Regions from separate parts of the Homo sapiens genome. Here region 1 is linked to region 2. Evidence: chromatin loops called from intact Hi-C (ENCODE). Cell type or tissue: GM12878. All regions are shown on one strand. Links, peaks and the distances in the headings refer to the core of each region. The heading gives the core; the rest is flanking DNA. Region 1 has its middle 190 kb from the start of RAD51B-AS1. Region 2 overlaps RAD51B (RAD51 paralog B).

Evidence for each region. Peaks named below come from ENCODE experiments on the same cell type or tissue, not always from the same donor. Only the 100,000 strongest peaks of a DNase experiment are listed, where the experiment ranks them.
Region 1: it touches region 2 in a loop (7-fold over the local background); 4 of 110 quality-filtered maps call a loop at or near these places.

The regions. Positions count from the first base shown.
Region 1 is chr14:68,493,405-68,498,784 of GRCh38, forward strand. It overlaps a transcript of RAD51B not described here. Among named protein-coding and RNA genes, the nearest start is that of RAD51B-AS1, 190 kb to the right of the region's middle. In GM12878, for the core only: no CTCF peak of the experiment used is centred there; a DNase peak (open chromatin) is centred at 2,517; H3K27ac peaks cover 1,212 bases.
Region 2 is chr14:68,398,696-68,404,075 of GRCh38, forward strand. The region is part of intron 8 of RAD51B (RAD51 paralog B); the gene reads left to right. LOC101927971 (a long non-coding RNA gene) reads right to left here. Exons shown (of 4, transcript XR_245776.5): 1 at 5,308-5,380; 2 at 1,604-1,776. Among named protein-coding and RNA genes, the nearest start is that of RAD51B-AS1, 280 kb to the right of the region's middle. RefSeq lists an enhancer at 5,365-5,380. In GM12878, for the core only: no CTCF peak of the experiment used is centred there; a DNase peak (open chromatin) is centred at 3,316; H3K4me3 peaks cover 2,029 bases; H3K27ac peaks cover 4,191 bases.

The DNA of each region.
Region 1 (5,380 bases), core at 210-5,209, 95 kb after region 2:
AGTTACTCAATTTCATGTAGTTAGAATTCCCCCAAGGACCTCATACTCAGCTTCCACCCTGGCCATACTAAAGAAGAGCCCCAATCATGTTGCCATTTTACATAGATAGAAATCATTTGCAACTTGCACATTTGTTGTGCTTTCCATATACCCACGATTAGCTCGGATTTTATTTTTTAGCCATTGCTGAAGTGTCACGCGTCAGCTATTTACACTGTATGGGGACAAAACAACCTAATGTATGTCCCAGACCTATTTTATAGAAGCCGAGAGGCAGCCTCTGAGTCTCCGGTTCCCAGAACTCTAGCCCTGGGAGAAAGCATATCCATAAATCTCCCAATGCTTTATGCCAGGTTAGAATTTCTCTTGGGAATTTTGGAGTTTGTATAAGAGTTGCCTCTAAAGGCAATTGATGAACTATAGATGTCAGGCGGGTTTTCATTTTCTGTGTGCTTTTTATTTCATCTAGAACCAACAGTGGCCTTTAGAATTGGATTCTTTTCAGAGACTCTCTCTATAGGTTTCATGTTCAAAGGCTCCAGGTTGGAGGAGCTCGAGGTTCAGCTGAGTGTCAGAAATGACCAATTCTGGCTGGACGCAGTGGCTCATGCCTGTAATCCCAGCACTATGGGAGGCCGAGGGAGGCGGATCAGTTGAGGTCAGGAGTTTGAGACCAGCCTGGCCAACATGGTGAAACCCTGTCTCTACTAAAAATACAAAAAAAAATTATCTGGGCATGGTGGCACATGCCTGTAATCCCAGCTACTCAGGAGACTGAGGCAGGAGAATCCCTTGAACCTGGGAGGCAGAGGTTGTAGTGAGCTGAGGTCACGCCATTGCACTCCAGCCTGGGCGACAGAGTGAGATTCCGTCTCAAAAAAAAAAAAAAAAAAATGACCAATTTCACCAGTACTGCTCTATTAGAAAAAGGGTGGGGGTAGTTCTTCGGTTTTGTGACTATCCTGTGTACTGGAGGACATTTGTACTTGCAGCCTCATCCAGAAAATGCCAGGAGCATTCCCCGAGGCACTCTAACAGTCAGAGGTGTCTGTGGGCAATACTCCAAGCACCCCCGGTTGAAAACACCAACAAGGCTATCTCTGAAAGACGGTGAACTGGGGCAGCACCACTAAGTTTCACCATCAGTGAGGCGTCAGTCTAGATGGGCACTTTCTTTCCACTGTAAGCTGCTTCCTATTCTTGTTGCCTTTGATGATCTTTGTTTGCCTTCAAGTCGGGTTTGTTACATTTGTTTTCATCTCCAATTCCTGCCATATAAAAATGAGGGCAGTGAGAAAGAGAAAGGAAATACTGAAATTTTCCCTCGGACTATAGCCTCCCAAGAAGGGTCGTGTTCTCTGGAATGACTTTTAACTCTTTATCCAGTTAATGATCGGGAAAGTTTACTAGATGTAGGTTCCCAAGCCCAGCAAGCAGAGTATGTGATAAGAGATAGAAACAGGGACAGAAAAAAATGGATCCATCAGGACCCAGACATTGGGGTGCAACCAGTGGGTCTTCTCCAGCTCCACAGCGCATCAGTTCTGACTCGCTTGTAGATTCCTGAGTACTGCTCATCTGCCCTACAAGGCATAGTGGGTTTTCTCTGATTTCTAGAAATGTCAGCATTCTCTGCAAGGTGAACGGCCAGAGTCGGGATCTTCTATTCAGGCAGAGATTATATAACTCCCTGGGCCCTGGAAGAGCATGACTGTCTACCAGGAACCATCCAGAGAGGCTGTCAGATGAATCAGCATCTGTTCATGCCCTGCCTTGCTTCTCCTGGGCATGACTGCCTCACATGCCAACACCCAGGCTTACAGGTCAACTATTCCAACCCTGCATCCTGCCCACCCCACTTGCTGGGGAGTGCTCTCTACAGCTCTCAGTGCATCCTGTTTGTTCAGACCCCTTTGTCTTCCACTGGCGCAACCGAGAGAGGATTCCTCCGAGCCCCTTTGCTTTTGGCTTTGAAATCAGATCCTGGCACACCTGATTATACTCAATAGCTGGAAATGGTAAGGATGTCCGATGGCAGAGAGCTCTTGTTTTAAGTTCTGCATGCCAGGAAGGCAGGGGGCTGGGTCTCCTTCTCAGGGCTAGGCTGGAGGGGCAGGATGCTCTAGCGGAGGAAGCAGTGTTAACTTGAAGGGAAACGCAGTTGAAAAGGAACTCGAAGCACGGGCTGCCAAGCGCGTAGAAGTGGTAACTGACGACACACTGTGGGGCTCAGACCCCTTCCTCTCTGCTCATATGCCCCTAGATGGGAAACATTCAGTTCCTGCTCAAGGGAACCAGGAGAATCAAACCTGTCTGTCCTGCTTTTTCTGTAGAAGTGTCAGCTCTGAGGCCTTGACTAGGTGGAATAAATAGTGACTTACCTCTTAACCACAGTGAAAAACCCATCAAGCATTTGGATATTAAGGGCTGCCCCTGTGTTCTCAAGGGACCCTCAGCCTCAGACACTGCCTCCTTTCAAGCAAAGATGCTGCCCTAACACGCAAGTCCAGTGGCTTTAAGAGTCATTATGAAAATTTCACACAAAAAGGCACAAAGAGCATCCATGTACCGAAACCCAGCTTAAGAAATGAAATGTTACTGATGCAATTAAAGCCGCCTTTGTCCTTTTGGTCCCATCCTTCCATCCTGCCTTCCCCCAGCAGTAACCACTCAGTCATTGACAAACAGTGTGTCAAACATGCACAAACGGTGATGTGTCCATCCCTCTTTGGAATTACTTAACCTTTTTGAACCTCAGTGTATTCATCGGTAAAAGGGGGCTACTGACAGGATGAAGGAAAATGATTTATGACAAATATTTGGCTGTTGTTCCTATAAAAAGGAAAAAGTCACCGGAAAAAATGGGTCAAATGTAAGACCCTTTCCAGCCTGGCCCCAACTTGCCCCGGCAGCCTCCTCTCCTCTTGTAGCCATATTCCCTCCTCTCCTCTCTGCAGCAGTGTTCCCCAGATATGCCACCTGTGTCCATGCCTCTGGGCCAATGTGGATGCTGTGCTTACTTGCCTGTAATGCTGGTCTCCTGTCACCATCTTCCTTTAACACTGGGGTCCACTGTCCCCACCTCTGACAGGGCCCAGATGCAGTGACTCCTTGGTGCTCCCATGGCCTGATACCTCTGTCTGAGCACTTGCCGTATGGCTGTGATGTTCCTGGTATGTCTGCCTGGCTTTTTCACTGAGCTGCTTATGCAGCAAGGCAGGGATGGGGTCTTCTCCATCCAGTGGCCTGGCCTATTGCCTTCTGGCGCATGGCAGGACCATATGCAGTGAATGAATGAATTCCATTAAGAACATTCGTGATTCATAGGAGGAGGTCAAAATATCAACATTAACAGGAGCTTGGAAGAAGCTGATTTCCACCCTCATGAATGACTTCAAGGGTTCAGGTGCATGAGTAAATGACAGTTCCATCAACAGACTACAACTTTCTGCCCTAGTTAACACAGGGCATCTCCATGTCCCCAGTTCTCCCTATGGGCATTTTTCTCTTTGAAATTCCAAATCTTTTCTGTTCTAGAAGCACGAAACTACAAGTTCTCTCTCAACTCTTCAAATGAGGTTGGAACAAACAGAATGGGGGCATGAACTTTTTTCCCCATAACTTCAATAAACAACAGTTTTAGCCTCAGTAGGCTTTATGCAAGCCTTCAACATCTTTTTCTAGGTATCTTGACACTCATGTTCTTTTTCTTCTTGCAGCCTATGGAAATTCCTAGAGACAGATAAATGTGCAAACCTGTTCATCTTGCCAAGAAAAATCCGCTTTTCTGCCACAGAAACAAAATATTGGGAAAGAGTCTTGTGGTGAAACACCCATCGTTCTCTGCTAAAACATTTGGTTGCTACTGTGTAGACTCAGCTTAAGTCATGGAATTCTAGAGGATGTATCTCACAAGTAGGATCAAGAACAAGCCCAACAGTAATCTGCATCATAAGCTGATTTGATACCATGGCACTGACAATGGGCACTGATTTGATACCATGGCACTGACAATGGGCACACAGGGAACAGGAAATGGGAATGAGAGCAAGGGTTGGGTTGTGTTCGTGGAACACATAGGTTTTTTTTTTTTAACTTTCTCTTTCTAAAATATTTCATTTTGATGGAGGTGAAATTTATATAAGATGAAATTAACCATTTTAAAGTAAACAATTCCGTGGCAACTAGATATCATGATGTGCAACCAGCATCTCTGTCTAGTTCCAAATATTTTCATCACCCCAAAAGCAAGACCCATAACCATTATGCAAGTGTTCCTATTTCCCCCTCCTCCCAGCTCCTGGAAACCCACCAATCTACTTTGTTGCTATGGCTTTACCTATTCTGGATATTTCATATAAATGGAATCATATAGTGTCTGTCTTCTTTCACTAGTATGTTTTCAAGTCTCCTCCATGGTGTAGCGTGCATCAGTACTTCATTCTTTTTATGGCTGAATAATATTGCATTGTCAGGATATACTGCATTTTGTTCATTCATTCATCCGTCAGTGGTCATTTGGGCTGGTTCCACCCTTCAACTATTGTGAATATTGTACTGCTATGAACTTGCATACACATGTATTTATTTGAAACCTATTTTCAATTTTTTAAGGTATGTACCTAGGAGTGGATTTACTTGACATATGGTGATTCTATGTTTAACTTTTTGAAGAACTGCAATACTATTCTCCACATGGCTGAATCATTTTGTATTTCCATCAGCAATGTATGAGCACAGGTCAGATTTTTTGGGAGTCACATTTTAAAGTGGCACAAGACCCTTCTAGAGGGCTCTGTTCCATGCACACAAAACTCATAGTCTCCACGTGAAGACACAAATTTTTCACAAACATGCAGGCAGAGAAAGGAGAGAAAGTGGACCCTCAGCAGACAAGTTGAAAGATGGTTCAGAGAAGCAGTGGACTTCACCCATCATCTTGCTGTGCTCTCCATAGCTAAGCAAGGGGCAGACTGGAGATTCCACTGGCTACTTTGTCTTATTTTCACTTCTTTCCAGTTAGTCCCCACTACTCTACCCTTTCCACAGGACTGTAGGGTTACGGTGACTTTCCTACCCCTAGCCAGGTTCCAGTGGTGGGGGACTCTGTGAATATAGGATCTAGTGTTCAGAGCTCCCAGATTTGTGCAGACTGAACTCTACACATGCTACTTGTCAACATCTGTGAGCCAGAAATAGGAGGAACACCTTTAAAAAGAAACCTACAAACACAAAGTTATTCATAGATGCTCTTGAAGGGCAAAGCAGGGCCACCACCAGAGCCCCATGCAATTAGACTCATCAGAGGGAAAGGGCATAACACTGGCTTTTTTCTTAAAACCACCTGGAAGGAGCTGAGACGTATACTAAATGTATATAG
Region 2 (5,380 bases), core at 325-5,324:
GGGATTAAGTCAGTCTTAAAAACTGGCTAAAGGGCATTCTCCAGAATGATGTCTTCTGAGATTAAAAGGACACAGAGCCACATCACAAGATACTAGGTGGAGATTTTCTAATACAAATGCATGCATGATGGTACATGGACTGTCTGCGGGATCTGAGGAGTCTGTAATTGCAGGCAAAACAGCAAATGCCTAATACATGATTTTTTTTCAAATGTTAGCATATATTAGGATCATCTGAGAGAGGTTTTTGAAAATATGGACTCTTGGGCATCACCTCCAAAGATTCTGATTCATCAGGTTTGGGATGGGGCCTAGGATTCTGCATTTTACAAAGTTAACAGATGATTCTGATGTATAGAAACATATGAATGCCCTAGTAATTTCTCCAGAGATCCAATCCCATGTCTTGATTTTATATCAATGACCAAGTAATCTCTCTGGAAAGGCCAACCTACATTTTCCCACTAATTTTTTTGGGGGGGAAGGAGAGTTCAAACCTACAGAAAAGTTCCAAGAAAAGTATATTGAACTCCCCATATACCCTTTACCTGATTTTTTTTTGTGTTTTTTTTTTTTTTTGAGATGGAGTCTTACTGTGTCGCCCAGGCTGGAGTGCAGTGGCGCAATCTCGGCTCACTGCAAACTCCTCTTCCCGGGTTCACGCCATTCTCCTGCCTCAGCCTCCCGAGTAGCTGGGACTACAGGCACCCGCCACAATGCCCGGCTAATTTTTTAGTAGTTTTGGTAGAGATGGGGTTTCACCGTGTTAGCCAGGATGGCCTCCATCTCCTGACTTCATGATCCACCCGCCTTGGCCTCCCAAAGTGCCGGGATTACAGGCGTGAGCCACCAAGCCCAGCTCTTTACCTGATTTTTAACACTTTGCCTCATTTATTTTTATCTCTTGTATATTAGTTACCAATTTATTTTATAATATTGTTAACTTATTATAATTATCTTTGCTGAACCATCTGAGGGCAAGTTACAGATATCATATCCTTTCATCCCCAAATACTTCAGCATTTATCTCTTAAGAACAAGAACTTCTCTTACATAACCACAGTACAATGATCTCACCCAGGAAATTAGTATTGATACAATACTATTATATAATATACTGGCAATATTCAAACTTTGCCAGGTGTCCCAATAATGTACTCTATGGCAGTTTTTTCCAGGATGCAGTCCAGGATTAGACATGGCATTTTAGTTGAAATGTCTTTTTGCACTAATGGTTTTTAAAGCCATTGATGTTCTCCCAGAAAAATTTTTCTTCAAGAACATATTTCCTAATAAACAAATCATATTTCTTTTCTCTTCTGTTCTTACTGCTTGCAAAGAGCCAGTGATCCAAAGTGGGCCTGAAGCAACAGCAGGCTTACCCAGGCCTGATTCTTCACAAGCTAAGGCCTGGGCAAAGGACCCTCTCTCAGCCCTGGGTTTGCCTTGTGAGCTGATTTCCTGAAGGCAAACCACATGACTGCTGGTGTGTCCCCTTGCTGTTCAGTCAAGTGGGTGGCCACCTGGCTTTCTCCTTGTCCCAAAGTACTTCGTTGGATATGTAAAGCGACCAAATGTTACTTCACTGTAGTTTGAATCTTACCCAGAAAGAGTGACTGGTAAAGGACATGCCACTTTGCACCCTTCCCAGCTCTCTCCAAAGGCAGCTGGCTGAATGCACACTTCTGAGGGTGATGTTTTTTCCAGCACTCAGGGATATACCCAGTGTGAGATCAGAATCAGCAGCTGTATTCATTCTGCCTCAGCCAGTGCCATCTGAAACAAACATCAAGTGGTCAAAAAATGAGATGGTGACCATGTATAATACACAAGACTTATTAGAATTCAACTCTGGTATCCGCCTGCTGCCTCTGACTCTACAATGGGAGCAGGAAAGCAAAGCTCATACCAGGACAGCTGAAAGGTGTGGTCTGAGGATTTCATGGTGAACAGATAGAACACACTGTGGGGGAAAAAAAACATATTTTATGCAAGCATCTTTCTGGCTTGTCTTGAATGAAGCTAAATTTAAAGAGAAAGTGCCACAGATTTCTTTAAATGGTTAGGTTTTTGTTTTCTTTGTTTTATTTTGCTAGTATTTACTTAAGGGTAATATGTGTTTTCTGTAATGAGTGAATTTATTTTTAATTAAAAACTTATTTGCAAAGGTCAAGAGATTTCACTACAAGTCACCATTCAGGATTTTTTTTTTCCTTTCCTTAAGTAGAAGGTAGCAAGGGGAAAGCTGTATTGGAGAAAAGGTTCAGGGGCATGGCCTCCTGGAGAATGTTGGGAGTTGAGCTGATGGGAGGAGATTGCTTCTTTTTATTCAGACAATCTAGTTCTGTTCTTCTTATGCCTACTATTGTTTTCCTTGCCATCTTTGAGACCTTGATGATCGACACTGCAGACACAGCAGAGAATCCTAGTACAGACTGAAGCTTTTCGTATAAAGTGAGCATGCTCACTGTGATTCTGGACAGTTCCTACATAGTATCTCTGTAGGATAACATATGTCTTGGTTTTCTCAGGGCAAGCTCAGTTTATCTCTGTTATCCCAGTATAACTATTAAAATGTCCCCATTTCATTTTCAAAAATGTCCTGGTTGGATAAGAACTTAAAGTATTTTGTTAAGACTCTGGGAAACTGAAGGTATTTTCTCCCTGTCCATGAGCCAGTGGAGTTGTTGAGTGATTTGTGCTGGTGCATACCAGTCTCTAGCCTAGTGGATGGCTCACCCCCGCTTCTCCCCTACCTTGTGCTATGGAGGATCCATCCCTAACTCTTGCATTCCAGAGGTTCTGATTGCCTCACTTCTTCCTGTCTTCTGCTTCACATTTCTTACCTTTCTCAGTAACGAGTTTGCTGAGACTTGCATCAGCCTAGGTATGTTGTGCAAGTAAAGCCTCTGGACTGCATTCACTCCTTTCACCTCCAGCCAAGAGACATCAGGAATGAAATTTTCTGCTTTACTAAAGTGAAGCAGCCCATTCTTTACCAGCCAAATGCCTTCCTCGGTGGGTAAATGGTATTAGTTGAAGCAGTTATTACATAGTTTTATGCCTCAGATCCTGTATTTATAAATCTGAAAGACGACTAATAGCTTTAAAGTATTTTGAGAATCTCAAAGCTCAGAAGATTATAAATAACAAAAGATATATTTTTTCGTATCTAAAATGGTAGCACAAATACTGCGGTTGCTTACTTAATAGATAGCGTGTGGTCCCTGAGCCATTGCAGCTGATGGGTTTTTTCCAGTGCTCTATTTATAGAGCTAGGTCAGAAATATCACTTCCGTTGGAACCTGACCTATAGACCATTGTCAATTTTAGAGACCCAAGGAAGTAGAATGCACCCTAAATACAGCTGGTTCACAGATTCAGTTAGTGAACCACAAGCCCTCAAGGAAATTAATTTTGCTGGAAGATAAATGTCTGAGCCTATCCCAGTCTCTTTTCTTTGACACCTTTGTCCTGTGGTCTCACAGAGCTTGTAGGTCATCTTGAATCTTTATTCTAAAAATAACCTATTATAGGCAGTTTCCCAGCTTTAATAACTTACTCATCCTCTTCGCCTTTTGTTGCTAAAATTCTGCATTGAATGGAACAAGAACTGATGACCTGCCAAGAGAGGTAACCAAGATTCTCAGTCCCTTCCCCAGTTCAAATGGATGGTCCAATAAAGAACCATGCTCAGCAAGTGCCAGGGGCCTAGTTTTAAACAGGAGAAGCTGAATTGAATGGATGATGAATTGAATGAATGAATTGAATCCTTCTGATCCCTAGTCTCGCACTCAGACTCCCGTCTTTAAGCTTTGTTACTATGAAGTTGTGTTTGCTGGGACTTGGCCACTGGTCAGCACAGGTTTACCCATCATAAAGTCTTACTAAGTAGGGTAGACTAAGAAAATCTCTAGTCTGGAGAGAAATCTGCTATCAGCAAAAGAACCCATGCCTGTGCTCTTTTCAAGCACAAACGGGTGCTGGGTAGGGCACAGCGATTCAAAGACAGCGCATGGAGTGGTGCATTCTCAAACTTCCTGGAACAAGTGAGGTTCTCGATGAGGAACTCATTCATATCATCAAAATACCAAAGACTCAAAGTTTTTTAATAAGGCAGGAACTATTGAGGTCATTTACCCCTTCTTGTCATGGATGAGGAAACTGAGGCTCAGTGAGGTTAGGTAACTGCTCATTACCAAGGCCTACTCTGAGGTTCTTTGTTACACTACTCTCCTTCTCCCACCTGGTCTCATCAAAAGCCCAGACGGAGTCAGAAATAGAACTGCAGGGTCCTGCTTTCTAGCCAGCAGCTGGCCACAGGCTATCATGCATTACATGGAATGTGCTTCAGGACGTGAGGACAAGAGATATGAACGAGAATGCAGTTCCAGTGGTAACATACCATCTTCTTCCCTGGATTTATTTCAATCCTGAAAACATTTGTAGGTATTGTTATTCCTTTATTTTTTTAAATTTCCTCTTTCTACTCTAAATAAATGGGCTTTCATCTGCAGGGACTGGAGGGACCAAATATCCAGAATATCCAGTCCGCTAAGGCCATGAACTTTTCCTTCCCCTCTGTTCCTATTTTGGGAGTCATTGCTTTGTTTTTTTGACTTTTTTTTTTTTAACATGGAAAAGCATTCTTTTAAAGTTGACCCTTTTGCTGCAGGGCAAATGCTTTTCTGTTATGCACTAGAGATTCAGTTTGATCTCCTAGAAATGCTTAGCACAGGAGTCATAAATTGAAATGTTTTCAGAGAAGGAGCTTTCTCATTAAGAGCTTTCCAACAGGCCTCTTCTAAATACTGACACGGGTTGGTACCAGAAGCCCATCACCTTTTTGGAAATCAAGGCTACATAGCAACCTGGTTATCCTCCTCCAGTCTGATTGCACGAGGGCTACACCCCATGTATACAGAGCAGAGAGACAGCTCCTTGCCTTGTGAGAAATTCGTCTTCATAACCAACTCCCACACCAAATGAGTAAGGAATTGGATCCAAAAGATAGTCATGAAAGATATTCCAGAATCCAAATCATGTGTTTTAACCACTTTGCAACTAAGATTTACTATCTTGCCTCATTGTTAACAGAATAAAAAATGCAGGAGATAATGATTAAACTTCTTTCCTCCCTAGAATTTCATCTTCAGTGTTTGATCATCATTGTTCCTGTCACTTATACATATCAAGTATCTTCATCTAAGGGTCATCAAGAACCTCTGGTTGCCTGGAGGCCAGAATTATTATTCACATTTTACAGATGGGTTAGCAATCACAGAAAGAGAACATGCTTTGACTTACCTAAAAGAGTCTCTGAGAGAGTGGAGAATGAATGTTCCCACAGTCTTTTACAGAGCCCTGACTTCAGTGTGAG